Linked DNA regions of Mus musculus: region 2 is linked to region 1. A link is a loop called in an ENCODE intact Hi-C map of the cell type or tissue named here. Cell type or tissue: gastrocnemius. All regions are shown on one strand. Each heading gives the region's core, and the rest is flanking DNA. Links, peaks and the distances in the headings are about the cores only. Region 1 overlaps Trappc10 (trafficking protein particle complex 10). Region 2 has its middle 20 kb from the start of Mir6907.

Region 1 (7,655 bases), core at 1,010-6,009:
CTGTGACCTGCACTACCTAGCAAGGGTGGCAGCACTTGGCACCTAATGAACACACCATGCTTAGTGACATCCCTAAACGAATGCCATGCTCCAGCCACTTACTTACTAACCTCAGAGGACAAGATAAGATGTCAGACAAGTGTCAGGGCAGTGACGCCTGGTCCTCCCTCCATCCTGGAAGTGTGTGATAAATGTGGCCAGCTCAGCCTGCCTTACCTCTTGAGTTGGAGTAGACCACGGCTCTGTTCTCTGCCTGACACAAGATGAGCATTGCTTCCACGTTGCTGAGCTGGAGGCTGTCTCCATTTTTTACTGTGTAATGGCCAGTAGTGACAGTAAACTTGACTTTCTGAGGGATGCCAGCCAAAAGGCTATCTAAATGAAACAAGACAGCAATTACTACCTCTTTACTCCAGATAGCAGTCATGGGAGCCATGGAGAAGTGATCAGCTTTCCTTTCTTTACTGCAGAGGTTGTTAGTCCTGGGTACCATTTCCTCCTGCCTCACCTTTTCCTCTCAGTGTGGCCACAGCACCCAGCAGGACCTCACTGAGAACAAAGGACACTGCGGCCCTGCGGGAGGGGAATATCACCTGGGCTGGCAGAGTAAGATTATGGTGTTCCTAGATTATCAAGTCAGACAGGAGGCTCTGGGACAGACAGAGTAAGGAAGTGGGCAGTGGAGCTGCTCCAGAGAATGTCAGGGCAAGGGGACAGGTGAGAGTCCAGAGACAAGAGGGAAAGGCAGGAAGGGGAGGCAAGGCCATGGCAGGGAGGGGAACGACGACTAGGGCTTCCTAGGAGCAGAGCTCAGGCTGTCCCTAATACACCCCCATGCAAGAGCCCCTGGAGACAGACTGCTGAGCCTGATACCCAAGAGCATCTGCTGGTGGCCCTGACAGAAGCTGCAAAATTGAGTAGAGTGAACTGAGGAAATTTAACTGGAAAAAAGTTTTCCTTTCTGTGTTTTTTCATTTTGTTTCAAATAAAAGAAGTTTATTGTGGCTCACAGGTAAAATCAAGGATCTATAGCTAGTGATGGCCTCCCGACGCAGCCAAGGCCTTGCATGGAAAGACAAGGAGTGTGTGTGGTTTGTGTGTGCACTTGTGTGTCTGAATGTGCACCAGGAAACTGTAGTCCTTTATGTTGTTTCTGAATGGAAGAAGACAGCAGATAAAGGTGTTCCTAGTCTAAGACCTTGCCTCTCTGGTGTTCCAGAACATGACACATGGCTGCAGTCACTTGTGAATGTTTGCTCCTTCTACTTTGAAAGCTTACCAGTAGGACAGAAACTCGGGGTTTCTTAGGGCCATGCTCTGGAGTCAAGCCTACTCAGAACTTCAAAGATGAAGCCTGATAAGACTGTGAACTACGCTGTGCGATGCCACCCAAAGGGAGCCAGTTGCACAAGTCCCCTGCAGAATGCCTTTGTGTCTTACTTTCAGATACTCCATGGTAGCTAAGCATGGTGGCTAGCAATCACAGGACAATGAACATCACCACGCACAGATCTGCAGCCAGTGGCTCCCAGGCTTTTTCCACTACCCTTTCTTGGCATCCGCTGTAGGTAGACAGCAGAGGAGCAAGGTGCTGTGCAAAGTGGTACACGAGACTCTCCCTCACACCCTATGTGGCTCCCTGTGTGGCTGTAGGCCCCACTCACCAGCCAGCGGTTCCACGTGCAGCTGAGGCTCCTGAGAGTACACGTCATACTGTACAATGGGGTGGATGTGTGCCAGGACAAACCACACAGGGCCCACTGAGGCCCGAAGCTGCCGCAGCGTGTATGTTCCAGGTTCTTTGGCCTAGGGGTAAAACAAGGTACTTGGAAAGATGACACTTCATATGTTACAAGTGCTGAAGATAAAGGCAGGCTGTCCTCTTACTCAAATGCTACCTGTCTTTCCTGCATCCCTGTCCAGTGTATCACGCCTACACCTAGCTGCTCCGAGACACTGCTGGCTCTCAGGGCCTTTCTGAGCAACTGATGCTTATGGCTCAGCTTTAGCCTCCCGTGCGGTACATTCAGGGTAAGGACCTGTATGTGGTGCACTTCTCAGCAGATACTGAGTGAGGCATTCAGTTGGTACAGGCCCATTAGGGCAAGACCATATCCATGTGGGACACAAACGTCTTCCTCAGACCCTGAGCTCTCATGAGGTGAAAGGAACAGGGTATGCTCCATCTGAGAAACAAGCACAGGGCTGACACCCACACAGCCACCACTGGGAAAGCTTACACAGCAGGTCACCTTCACAACCTCCTCACACACACAGGAGCCAGCCAAGAAAACCCAACAGCAGCCAGTTAAAAAGCTAACTGAAAGTCCAAACAGAGATCTTCATAAAAACTTCATTCACTAGCTGGGGATGGTGGCTCATGCCTGTAGAGAGGCTGAGGCAGGAAGACTGCCAGGAAGCTTGAGGCTACTCTAGGCTTCACAGTGAATCCCAGGCCAGCCTGGGCTACAGTGTGAGAGCCTGTTTTAAAATAAAAACAAAACCTAAGCTTCATTCAAAAACTTATCAACAGCCAAACTACTGTGTAGAAAAGATGTAAAAAGTTGTATCTTCTCTAAAAGCAGCAGAGCCTCACAGCACTTGCTGGCTCCCTCCCCATCACCACCAACTGAGGGCCTCGCCCTGAGCCCAGCCCAGCCCATACCTGGGTCTTGAAGGCTATCTTGTTGGCGCCTGGCTGCAGGGTCACACTGCTGCACCTCAGCACGTGGGCCCCATCCTCCAGGGCCAACCCTGAGGGCGGCTCTAGAGAAGAGCCACTCTCCTGCCTCCTTAAAAGCATGTGGACATTCCTACAGATAATGCCTGTGGTGTTCAATGAGTTATCAGAGGGGCTTCTCTCCAACATCTCCGACAACTCCAGAGCGGGCAGGCTGTTCTGAGATGCAGGGAACAGTGAGGCCTCAGCTGGGAAGGTGATGATTCCATTGGAAGTCTTGTGCTTGGTCAGCCACTCGGCTGTCTTCCGGTAGTTGTTTTTTTCGATGCTGAAGTGGACATTGACAGCAATCTGGTCCACGTGGACAGGGATGGGCATCTGGCTGCATACCGTTATCTCCACAGTCAGGACACCACCCGCATGGACCACAGCATTGGGAGGGTCAAAATGGAGATCCTTCAGCCTTGCAAACTGCATGGGCAGTACCACCTTGTGACCTGCAAACATACACCATGTTCCACACTTGAACCACATCTCCTGCTGGCACTGGGAGGCAGTGTGCTGCCAGCTCAGGGACACAGGACAGAGTGCAAACCCCCCCAACCTCCCACACTCCTTCCATCATAACAGCAGACTAAACAAAGGTTTCTACAACTCTACGAATGAGCAAATTAACAACAGTAAAGATTTCCACAGCTGCTCTGGCAACTTTAGGAGGAACTGCTCCCTCAATTTCAAAATAAGACTGGTCAGCAGTCCGATTCCTAGGGTCCTCCACAAGGGACCCAAGTAACCTCTTATGCAACTTTTAGAAACTCTCCAGTAAAGAAGCCAAGTGCTCCACTGTGCCCCCGAAAGTTAGTCCTGGCATTTGCCAGTCTATAGATAGCAGAGAGACAGCTGCCCACAGTGAGCACTCTGCAGACATGGAGATGGGTGAGAACCCAGTGTTCTCTACACCGTCCTGTGTCTTCCTCTCTACAAAGGCCTTGGCTGAATCTAGGAACGGTACGGTGCTGCGGAGCCACTGAATGGCCCTGATGACCTAAGGGTGGCTGAGGGGGGGCTCAGAGGAAGTGTGCTTAGCAGGGAAGTTGAGGCTGTCACTATGGCTGTGGCTGAGCTGAGCCCATCAAAAAACTAACCAACTAACTGACCAACCGATGTCTGCCCATAAATTAAAGCAGACTTGCCACAAGTGACCTAAGAAACGGACAAATCCTTTCAGAACTCCTACTCACACATAGGGGCCAAGGAGCAGGAGGGAAAGGAGGGAATACCCTCACTCCCATCATGGCCCCTACAGCAACAAGCAGAGATGTCTGTAAAGCAAACCACCTGATGCTGCTGAGAACATCATTGGGTGGCTCTGTGGATGGGTGGGCAATTCACTTCTGCAGCCTGTGATCACACCCAGGAGCCAGAACCTTGTGGAGAAGTTGCTGTCATACTCACAACTGCTACAGACTGACTGACATATGTAACCTGCCGCATGCACATCTGTGGCATTTGGACGTGGGTCTTTGGGAGGTTAATCAGACAAAAAGAGGTCAAGTGGCACTTAGGAGAAGACATCCTGAGTGCTTGCTGTCTTTTGCACTATATCTAAGGACACAGCAAAGAAGAAACCCTCACCAGAACATGACCCTACTGTACCTGCCTATGATGGTTTTCATATGCTCGGCTCAGGGAGTGGCACTATTGGAAGGTGTGGCCCTGTTGGAGTAGGTGTGTCACTATTGGTATAGGCTTTAAGACCCACATCCTAGATGCCTGGAAGTATTCTGCCATCAACCTTCAGATGAATATGTAGAACTCTCAGCTCCCCTGCACCATGCCTGCCTGGATGCTGCAATGTTCCCATCTTGATGATAATGGACTGAACCTCAGAACCTGTAAGCCAGCCCCAATTAAATGTTGTCCTTATGAGAGTTGCCTTGGTCATAGTGTCTGTTCACAGCAGTAAAAACCTAACTAAGGCACTGCCCTTGCACTTCTAGCCTCTACAACTCAGAACAAATGCCTCCTGCTACGGCTCTTGCCACAGTGCTTTATAGTGGTAACCTGAAGGGAGAGAGTAGCATGGTGTTTCTCCTAAAAGGGCTTAGTCAACTAAATACAAGAAGCAAAACTTTTTAAGTTTCGTCTGGCCACACAAAATCATCAAGTGTCTTCCTCTAAGCACTTACCCTGAATCTCACCTTCCAGAGTCTGTAACTTGGAGACTCCCGGATGGAGACCCAGGAACAGATTCCAGAAGGTGAATTGGTCTGAATGACAGCTGGCTCAATGTCTTAGAAATAAAGAAGTGGTGTAGCACCACATGCCACACACCATGAGCCTTGAAAACACTAGAGTCAAAGGAGTCAGTTACAAGAGACTTCGTGTAATGGGAGTCTACAGAAAGAGAGGTGGCTGTGGGGACTGGAAAGGCAAGTATAGGGTTTCGTTCTAGGTAATAGATAGACTGTACCAGGAGATACACACATCTGTGCATATGCTAAAAGCCACTGAATTGTATGCTTCAAATAGGAATTCATGAACTATAAATTCTATCTCAGCAAAGCTGTTATATTTAAAAGAAGGTGCTAGTGTCTTAAAAAAATGAGAGTAAATGTTAAAAAAGAACTGAGACATATAACCAAACTTAATATATGTGCCAAGAATTAATTGATTTGTGGCTCTTCATTGAACTCCATTAAAATACAGTATGTGGGTTTGGAGAGATGGCTTCATGGGTTAGATGCTTGGCATGCATGCATGTATAGCTCAGTGTGGAACTTCAGCATCCACATAAAAGCCACTGCAGCACAGGGAGCAGAGACAGGGAAATTGCAGCAGCTGTCTGGCCAGCCAGTTTAGAAACAACAAGTTCTAGGTTCAGTGGGAGACCTTCCCTCCAAAAATAAGTGAAGTGATTAAGAAAGACATCCTGACTTCAACGCTGGCCTACACACACACATACAGAGACACATACACAGAGAGAGAGAGACAGACAGAGACAGAGACATCACACACACAGACACAGACCACCACCCCCCACCCCCCACACACACACAGGTGTGATAGCGCATGCTTAGTACTTGAGAGGCAGATGCAGGAGGATTAGTTCAAGTTTAAGACCAGGTGGGTCTACAGAGCTAATTTTACACTAGTCAGGACCAGGTGGGTCTACACAGCTAATTTTACACTAGTCAGGACCACACAGTGAGAGCATGTCTTAAAAAAAAATAAAATAAAACAAAAATTACAGCAAGTTGTGGAAATACACAGAGAGACCTGAGCCTGGGACTTCAGGTCCTGCAGGTCCCTGTGAATGCCTCTTGTGTGAGAAACTGTCTAGAGCATTCTACTTCACAGAAGCATGCTAACCTGTTTGGGTGAAGTCCAGAGCTTCACTTAGGTTCAGCAAAGAAAAAGAACTGTAGAGACAAAGATCCTCAGGTAGGTCTCACAGGCAGACAGCATGGCCTCACCCCTCTCCTTCTTTCACACCATACTGAAAATCCTGTGACACAGGATCGGCTACCAGTCTCACCTGGGTTGTCCTCTTGCTGGCTGGCAAAGCTAAGGATCTCCTGGCAGAAGTATTTCCGCTCCTCCTCTGTCAGGTGATGATCACTGGCCAGAAGACTGCTGGTCTGCAAGTAGCTGAAGTGGTGAGTTAAGGGCCAGGAGGGAGGACTAGGAGGGAGGACTAAGAGGGAGGATCTCCTGAGGAGGATGCTGGGGCAAAGAAGCTTCAGATGTCCTTGCCTAGCTTCAAAGCATGGCCCAAAGAAGAGCTGTCTTTGTTTTTTAAACATTATTAGAAAACTCAGTTAGATTTAAAAAAAGAGAGTAGACACTTGATCTATGCTCTACAGGTATACCCCACCCCTACCCCCATCCCCTGTGAGGTACACTATGAGCTGCCAGCCTACTCAGTCGTGGGCAATACTACCATATGATCACAGTTGCTTCCTGTTTTATGGCAACACTGGTCTCAAAGGATACTTTTCCATTTGCCCAAGGTGTTTTTGGCACTCTGCTAGCTGCTTCCTTGTGTGTGTGACAGGCAGGGCCCAGCCCTCAGCCAGGTAATTTTTCAAAGCTCCCTGAAGATACATTTCTGCCTTCTGTGGCGACCTTTTCCTCCTTGCAAAGTTAGCAAATAGAAGATTGTTGGGCCTCACAAGGGCCAGCACTGCAGATGTCCATGACACTTGCATGGTTTTACAATCCACCCATAGGCCTTCCCACCCCTCCTAGGAGGAAGCCATAGAGACTGCCAGGGCAGCATCTGAGCAGTGGACTATAGTGACACCATGTAGCTGTCCTGGCATCTGACACATCGCTCACCTTTCCTAGCTATTCTTCAGGTCAGTGGATAAGAGTATTTTCTTAATGATAGGTGGGACAGCCTGGCCTGGGAGAAGGGAAGGGCTTGTCCAAAGCCCTGGTAACAAGCTGAGACATGCCACACTGACCCATGCCAACAGTCTTTATAGTCCAGCCATAAAGTGTGGTCAGCTATGACTGGGCAGATACAAGCTACCTTTAGGGTTAGGAAACACTCTAAGTATTCAGTGATCCCATACAATCTGGAGACCCTTAAGAAGAGGAAGGCCAACTGTCATTTAGCTAGTATGTGGTAAAGGTGAATTGCGTCTCCAGGTCTTAGCCAGTAGACCAGTGCCTGGCACTGGGAATCTGTGCCTCTGGATTCTGTAGTGCTCAAGTGCATTAAACTCACAGCACTGGAAGACTGCAGGAGTGGAGCATGATCCCTTGAACTTGCTCACAGTTCCAGCCTCCCCTCCCCCGACCTCACCATAAGCTAGGTGAGAGATGGTTGCTCCAGAAAACTGGGGGTCAAGTAGGCATCTTAAAAACCCCTAACTAGCAGCAATCCACACCAGTTTTTTGTCTCATCTACTAAGATTCCCTTAAGTACATATTTCAGTATACAAGCTCCCACCCCCCTTTATAAATG
Region 2 (7,655 bases), core at 1,034-6,033, 180 kb after region 1:
GATTTCTATTGCTATAAAAAGACACCAGGACCATGGTAATTCTTTTTCTTTTTTTCTTTTTGATTTTTTTTTTTTTATGTTTTTTCGAGACCAGGTTTCTCTGTATAGCTCTGGCTGTCCTGGAACTCACTTTGTAGACCAGGCTGTCCTGGAACTCAGAAATCCAGGGATGTCCTGAAAAAAGGAAAGAAAAGAAGAAAAGAAAAGAAAAGAAAAGAAAAGAAAAGAAAAGAAAAGAAAAAGCATTTTAGTTATGTTCCCAGCAGGGATATAAATGCCAGCCACACATGATCTACTCCTTTCCTCTCCAGAAAGCTTAGAGGAGAAGAAAAGACCAGAGGGACTAATAGATAGTTCTCATAAAACGAATGTGTGCACCCTGGACAAGCTTGCTGTCAACCGTGCCACACCAGAGTGAGAGGATTGCCAGGAGGATGCAGCACTTGCCCTTACAGGGTGCAGTGAGCCGCTTCTCTACTACTGCCTTCTAATTCCCTGAAAGCAACTCTGGCCAGGGTCTGTCAATCTCAAACATGAAGCAAGGTTTTCTGAAAAAGGATCAGTCAGGGGCTGGAGAGACAGCTCGGTGGTTAAGAGTACTGCCTGCTCTTCCAGAGGACCTGGATTCAATTCCCAACGCCCACAAGGTAGCTCACAACCATCTGTAATTCCAGTTCCATGGATTCCAACACCATTTTCTGGCCTCTGCAGACACCAAGCACGCACATGGTAACAGACACACATACAGTAAAACCATCTATATTTGGATCAATAAAATAAAGATGAAAATTTGAGGGGGACCGGAGAGATGGCTCAGTGGTTTAGAGCACTGACTGTTTTTCCAGAGGTCCTGAGTTCAATTCCCAGCAACCATATGGTGGTTCATGACCATTTGTAATGGGATCTGATGTCCTCTTCTGGGGTGTCGGAAGACAGCTACAGTGTACTCATATAAATAAAATAAATAAGTAAATCTTTGAAAAAGAAAAAGGTAAGGAAAGAAGGAAGGAAAGAAGGAAGGAAGAAAGGAAGGAAGGAAGGAAGGAAGGAAGGAAGGAAGGAAGGAAGGAAGAAAAGGTATCCGTCATGGCTATGAGGCCTTTGTGTTGCAACAGTAGCCCTAGATCAGGACCTTTAGATATCATGAGTTGATTATTCAAACACCACAGGCACTGGGGATAAGAAAGGCCTGAGAGGCAAGGAGAAAGTCCCCTTGTGAGCCTCCAAAAGGCCATGGGAAACAGTGTCAGACAGGCCCTGCTGTGGGAGGTAACACTTGACCAAGACACAGGAAGGAACAGCACCGAGTCCCTGAGAGGGAACTGTGACGGGCTGCTCATGAGGTGGGCGTTCTTCTACAGCAGTTGAGGAGGGAGGTGTTTGATCTTTTCTGGGACTCCTGTGTGGGTTTCTGTCTGAGGACAAAGGCGGGCCTCTCATTATCTTGCTTAGTAGTAAATTTTACACTGTGTAAGTTGTCTTCCTAAAGAATGGCCATTTGTATAATGGACCATGGGTCACTAACGGGTCAGACTCCAGGTGTCCATGTATGTGTCCCTGAGGGTCATATCCTGAGTGTCCTGACTCTTTAAGTCTGGGATTTTGTCTTTGGCTTTGGGTCTTTTGTCCTCTGTCTTAGTTAAGGTTTTACTGCTGTGAACAGACACCATGACTAAGGCAACTCTTATAAGGACAACATTTTATTGGGGCTGGCTTACAGGTTCAGAGGTTCAGTCCATTATCATCAAGGCCGAAACAGGGCAGCATCTGGGTAGGCATGGTGCAGGCAGAGATGAGAGTTCTACATCTTCATCTGAAGGCTGCTAGCAGAATACTGACTTCCAGGCAGCTAGGATGAGGATCTTAAAGCCCACACCCACAGTGACACAAGCTACAGTGCACAAGCCTCAGTCATATATATATAATCTATTTGAGACCAATTTCTCTTTAGGCATTAGCTATAGTCAGATGTGCTATTTTATAAAAGAGCTTTCTTTCTTTTATCTCCTTTATAATAATATTATTACTATTACATATTATAATATATAATTATAAAAATATATGCCCTATAGTGATATTATATAATACATAGTACATTATATATTATTATTTCCTATGTAGTAGCTGCCCTGCGGGATGGGCCACGCCAGGCCAGTGGCAGGGCAGAGGAAGAGCTCAGGAGACAGGCAGAAGTGGCAGGGCAAAGGGGGGTACAGGAGACACAGGAAAGAAGAGGGTGGCATCTTGGGTATGGTCTCTGCCATCTAGGGGCTTTTTTTGTCTGGGTAGAACATTCATACAACCCTCTGGGTGGAGCTTCCTGTAGCTCTATAGAAGTTCAACCTTGAGGCTGGAGCAATGGCTCAGTGGTTAAGAGCTTTGGCTGCTATTCCAGAGGTCCTGAGTTCAATTCCCAGCAACCACATGGTGGCTCACAATTGACTGTAACTCCAGTTCCAGGGCTTCTGACTCCTTCACACAGGCAGGCAAATATATATATCACAGCAACCTACATGCTTTGTTCCAGTTGCTTCACTGAGCTGAAAACTAAGGTAGAGAGAGGAATTCACATATTCTGATGTTAACTGGGGCTCACCAGTTATAAATCTAGAGAGACAGAGAGACAGAGACAGAGAGAGGGAAGAGAAGGAGGAGCAGGAGGGGGGGAGGAGGAGGAGGAGGAGAAGGAGGAGGAGGAGGAAGAGGGGGGGGGGAGAAGGAGGAGGAGGGGGAGGAGGAGCAAGACCACCACCACATCTGGGGCTGTTACTTAGGATCCATTTACTTTGGATTTTCACTTTGCTTTTTTGAGACATCCAGCTGTCTCCCTGCCTGGCCCAGAACTCACTACATAGGCCAAATTGGCCTTGAACTCAAGAGATCCACCCATCAACCTTTGAGTGCTGAATGAAAGGTGTGTGCCACCACGCCTGGATCTACGTGTGTGTGTGTGTGTGTGTGTGTGTGTGTGTGTGTGTGTGTGTGTGTGTTATCTATTTATTTAGATACCCTACTAGGACCTGGAAGTTCTCTCTTAATCTGCCTGGGCTTCCTGGCTATGAAGCCCCAGGGATCTGCCTGTTTCTACTTCCCCTCTGCTGGGATTACAAGTTCTGTTCTTTTGTTTATTTGTTTAGGCAAGGGCCCACTATGTAGTTCTGGCTGGTCTAGAACTTGCTATGTATGCCAGGTTGGTCTCAGACTCACAGAGACCTTACCTGTCTCTGCCACCTGAGCACTGGGACTAAAGGAGTGGACCACCACATCTGGCCTCCAAAAAAAAAGTTTTAAATTTAAATCTTATTTATTTAACTAACACATGTGCTGAGAGGGTGTGGGTGTGGGGTGAACTGGGGGTGGTGGTGGTGGTGGTGGTGGTGCACACGCATGCCACAGTGCACATACAGAGGTCAGAGGACAACTTGCAGGAGTAGGTTCTGTAAGTTCAAGGAATCCCCAAATCCTGGTTTTGTGGCAAGTGTGCTCACCTGTTAAATCAATGACATTTAGAGATTAAGAGATTTTTTTTTTTAACCTGTGACATCTTCGTGATTCAGGTGTATCTTTTGCTTGGCATACTGGGCTGAAGGAGGGTTAGCAAGAAACTCTAAAAGACAGCTCTGAATGGTGGCCATTATCACTGCTAATAAAATTAAATACAGTTCCTGTGTCCATGTGTCCCCCCTAGCCCAAGGAACTGTGGGATATCTATGTGCAGCTCTGAGATTCTGCGAGACACCTTCAGACAGGCAGTGCGTGGAGCACAGGGCTGAGCCTCAGTTCTCCTGTACAGGCTCGCTGTGGGTCATCTGAGGATTTAGGAATTGAATGTGGACAGAGCTCCCTGGCACAAGGCCCCTGGGAGCAAGCACCCCTAGTCAGGGTGTCTTTTCTTCCTTTTCTCTGCCTGCTCATTCCGCATGGGGCAGCCTCGGGCCTTGAGGGGACATCAGGAGTGCGGATGTGGCATCAGCCAACCCAGAGCCACCGCGGAAGCCCCAGCTCGATTTCTAAGGCTGATGAAGAAGCAGCCTTGCTTTCCTGGGTGACAGGCAGATCAGGGGGAGGAAGGACGAGCCTTCCCTCGGGGAAGTGCAATTGTGCAGTTTATTTAAAGGAGGTTATATTTTTGGAGCCGGCCTCTTGGAACAGGAAAGTACAGTCATCGCTTCAGAAGAAAAAGAAAGAAAGAAAGAAACAAGAGTTACTGCTAAGTCCCCAGAGAGAAGTTCATTAGCAAACCGGTCAGCTAATTGCCTTCAATGTTCTTCTGGAGTTTAAAGGCTGTGCTACAATAGTAATTCGTGTCTCTGGAACAGTCCACTATAAATAGTGGGGCAATCAGAGCTAAGAGCTGCAAGGAACCGGGAAGGCGCAGGGAATAGCAAGTACCTGGAAAGCCAGTTCGTGAGTGCTGACTGAATGCACAGGCGGAAGGCAGAGGAGGCGCCTTCTCCAGCCCTGCAGCAGTGTCCCTGCCAGCCTGGCACGCAGCGTCCGTGTCCCAGAAACCTCTCCACCTCCTGGCCACAGGCACCCACTCTTGGGTCAGTGTAGGGGGTTGTAAGTCTGCCCTGGCACATGCCTGTTTTGTCTGGTCCTGAGGATCCATGTGGTAACCCATGTGGCCTTGCGTTAGCCTGGCACAAACAGCTCTGCTCCAAACAGCTAGGGCAACAGAGATGGTGGCACAAAAGTTTTAGCTTACTACAAGTGGAGGGCAACTCTCTCCTCAACTTCCAGCCCACAACCCTCTTTCCTTCTCTCCCTCCTCCTCTTAGGACCTGTGTCCTCAGGAGCCAGGTCCTGCCTGTGGACAGCTAGGGTGGGCTACCCCTGCAGAGTTTAGTCCATATGGGGAGTTAATGTAAGAGAGAAGGTGTAAGTGGTCAGACATTGTGTCTAGGAACATGTGACCAGAACAGATGGGGTAACAAGGGCTGGCCAGAATCCTGGGGACCCACTGGCACCTTGAGCTTTAGCATTGCAGCTCCCACTGGGAACCCCAAACCTCCATGGAATTCCTGATCCCTACAAGGAGCATCAATCCTCTGTGGGAAGCTATGGCCCTCCATAGACCACCTGAAAGCCCTCATATGCGAGGCCTGCCTGACCTACCATGGTGCAACCTCAATGTTCATAGAAAGGCTGACAGGGGGCAGGGACAGGGACAGGTTCCTCTGCCTCCAGAGCCTGAGGAGAACATCCCGCCTCATGAGCTTTCAATAGCTAGTGAACAAGGACAACCCAAGAGAACTCTGAGCTTGTGTGGTGAACAGTTGGCTGAGTGTCTACCTTGGATCAGGCCAGCCTCTGGCTCTGCACAGGGTTCATGTATTTATAAGAGATGACTGAGCTTGGAATTGGGAACCCCAGTTCTGTATGGGGGTGGGGTCACTGGCCTCTTTTTTTCTGCTCCCTGTAACCATAGGAGAGCAAACTACCTCTCAAGCAGAGGTTACTGGCTGTGAGCTGTGTGAGGAAGGGTCTTCCCTGTCTTTTGGTCTCCATGGTTAATGTGCAGTGTGGCACCAGTCACACTGATGGTTGTACCCCTGGATGGGGCAGAAGATGCTACCAGAGCCTAGGAGACTCAGCAAGCCTTGGGCCGGTCCTCCTTGCCTGAGTGGCCCTGACCTGCCTGGCCAGCAGTGTCAGGAAGAATGGTGTGTGCCTTGAATCTCAGTACTCAGAGGTGAAGGTAGGTGGATATCCATGACTTCGAGGTCAGCCTGTCCCTCACAAAGAGTTCCAGATCACACAGGGCTTTGTAGTGAGACCCTGTTGCAAGCAAGTGAGCAAGCAAGCAAAACAAACAAAGAGTAAGAAAAGAAATGGGAGCCAGGTGTGGTGGCGCACGCCTTTAATCACAGCACTTGGGAAGCAGAGGCAGGTGGATTTCTGAGTTCAAGGCCAGCCTGGTCTACAAAGTGAGTTCCAGGACAGCCAGGGCTATACAGAGAAACCCTGTCTCAAAAACCAAAAAAAAAAAAAAAGTTTAGCAGGGACTGGGATGGGACTTTGGCAGCCTCTTTGAGCCCCATCCTGGGATTCGATCTTTCTGAGGTTGGGGAGGCTGAGAGTTCTGGGTGAATTAGGCCAGTGTGTAAACCAGTTTTGTAAAGTGCTAAAGTAACTGGAGGGATGGGGTGAGGGGAGGCAGACAATGGGATCTGTCGGGTCCTGTCCGACAACTGTGGCAGATCTCTGCTGAAGTCCCAAGAAAGACTTAAACAGAAAACTAATAGTTGTGCGGGCAGTTCCTGCGCCATTCACTGCAGAGGTCCTGCTATCCCCGGTGATCATGCGGCTGTGGGGTACAGATGGTAGAGGGTGGCAGCCTCGCCAGCCTTTCCCCCAGCAGAGGGCCAAGTTTGCCTGCAGATGAGGCCCATGCTGGGTTGTAGATTTATTGGTCCTCCACTGCAGAATGTTTCAACTCAAGCAGATGCTGGGTCTGGCTGTGCCTTGGCTCCTGGGGGCATCCTGGGGCATCAGGGGTGATGGGTATTGACTAATGGTCCACGGCTATTGCCATTAAAAGGTAACTACCTTTTAATCTTCTTCAGGTCCCAGCCCCAGGTTAAACTTTAAACGATTTAAACAGGCACAGACGTCCACACGTCTTGACACCTGAGCAGATGGGAGGTTTGCACAACAAAGATTTTGTCAGAATTATTCCTTAAACACACCAGAGTTCTTTCCCAGCAGCTGTTACCCCAGATCCTCTCTCCCTCCTGGCAGAAGGATGCTTTTCCTGAGAAGAGCACAGGGGGCTTAAGGACAGACCAGCGGTTAAGGAAGGATGTGACCCTGCACTGTTCCCTAGAGCAATCCCCTGCTCCTTAGAAGATGTTCTTTGCTATGCAGATGAGCCTGGAAGCTGGCTGTAACTCAGGGTTGTCTTCTTTTTGTCATGGGAATGGAACCTAATTGGAGGTCAACACTGTGGGTAAACACTGGCGGAAACTTTCTCAGCAACCCTAAACTTTAATTATGTAAAGACCTTCCTTTCTCTAAGTTCCTAACAAGCCTGGTTAGCACACAACCTTCCAGTCCTGTGGGAGGCAGTCTCCTTTAGCTAAATGCCACTTTGTGTTACTTAGTATTTCCCAAGTAAGTTCATTAGTAAATTCTTTTCCTCTCCCCCTCCACCCCCCTCTCTGGTTTTTCGTTTTTTGAGACAGGGTTTCTCTGTGCAGCCCTGGCTGTCCTGAAACTCACTTTCTAGCTTCCAGCTCAGAGATCCTCCTGCCTCCGTCTCCTGAGCGCTGGATTAAAGGTGTGCGCCTCCGCCGCGCAGCGCCACTAGTGCATTTTTTCATAGCATCAATTTTACTACAGGTTTCTCTAGTATCACAGTCACTTGAATGTTGGCTGTTCCCCAGAGGCTGGCCCCCAGCTCGGCTCGATTGAAAGGTAGTGGGACCTAGTGAGAAATCCTCTGAAAGGGACGGTGAGGCCTCAGCAATGTATTTCTCTTGGCTTGTTTGTTTTTACAACCAGGACACCAAGATCAGCTCCTGTCAGAATGAGATGCATCAGAGACCACAGAGTAATGGAGCTAATTAACCATAGACTACTACTTTCCAAACAGTGAGAAAAACAAACAGGAAAAAAAGTTTTCCTTTGCACTATAAGTCCATTATCATCCA

What was found. A loop is a pair of places that touch in the nucleus more often than their neighbours do. Peaks named below come from ENCODE experiments on the same cell type or tissue, not always from the same donor. Only the 100,000 strongest peaks of a DNase experiment are listed, where the experiment ranks them.
Region 2: it touches region 1 in a loop (2.3-fold over the local background); 1 of 42 quality-filtered maps calls a loop at or near these places.

Annotation. Positions count from the first base shown.
Region 1 is chr10:78,201,216-78,208,870 of GRCm38, forward strand. It overlaps Trappc10 (trafficking protein particle complex 10), which reads right to left. Exons shown (of 23, transcript NM_001081055.2): 12 at 6,677-6,817; 13 at 6,219-6,331; 14 at 2,666-3,177; 15 at 1,665-1,806; 16 at 217-375. Among named protein-coding and RNA genes, the nearest start is that of Pwp2, 20 kb to the left of the region's middle. In gastrocnemius, for the core only: no CTCF peak of the experiment used is centred there; no DNase peak of the experiment used is centred there.
Region 2 is chr10:78,384,378-78,392,032 of GRCm38, forward strand. No RefSeq gene overlaps it. Among named protein-coding and RNA genes, the nearest start is that of Mir6907, 20 kb to the right of the region's middle. In gastrocnemius, for the core only: no CTCF peak of the experiment used is centred there; DNase peaks (open chromatin) are centred at 3,909 and 4,503; H3K4me3 peaks cover 867 bases; H3K27ac peaks cover 944 bases.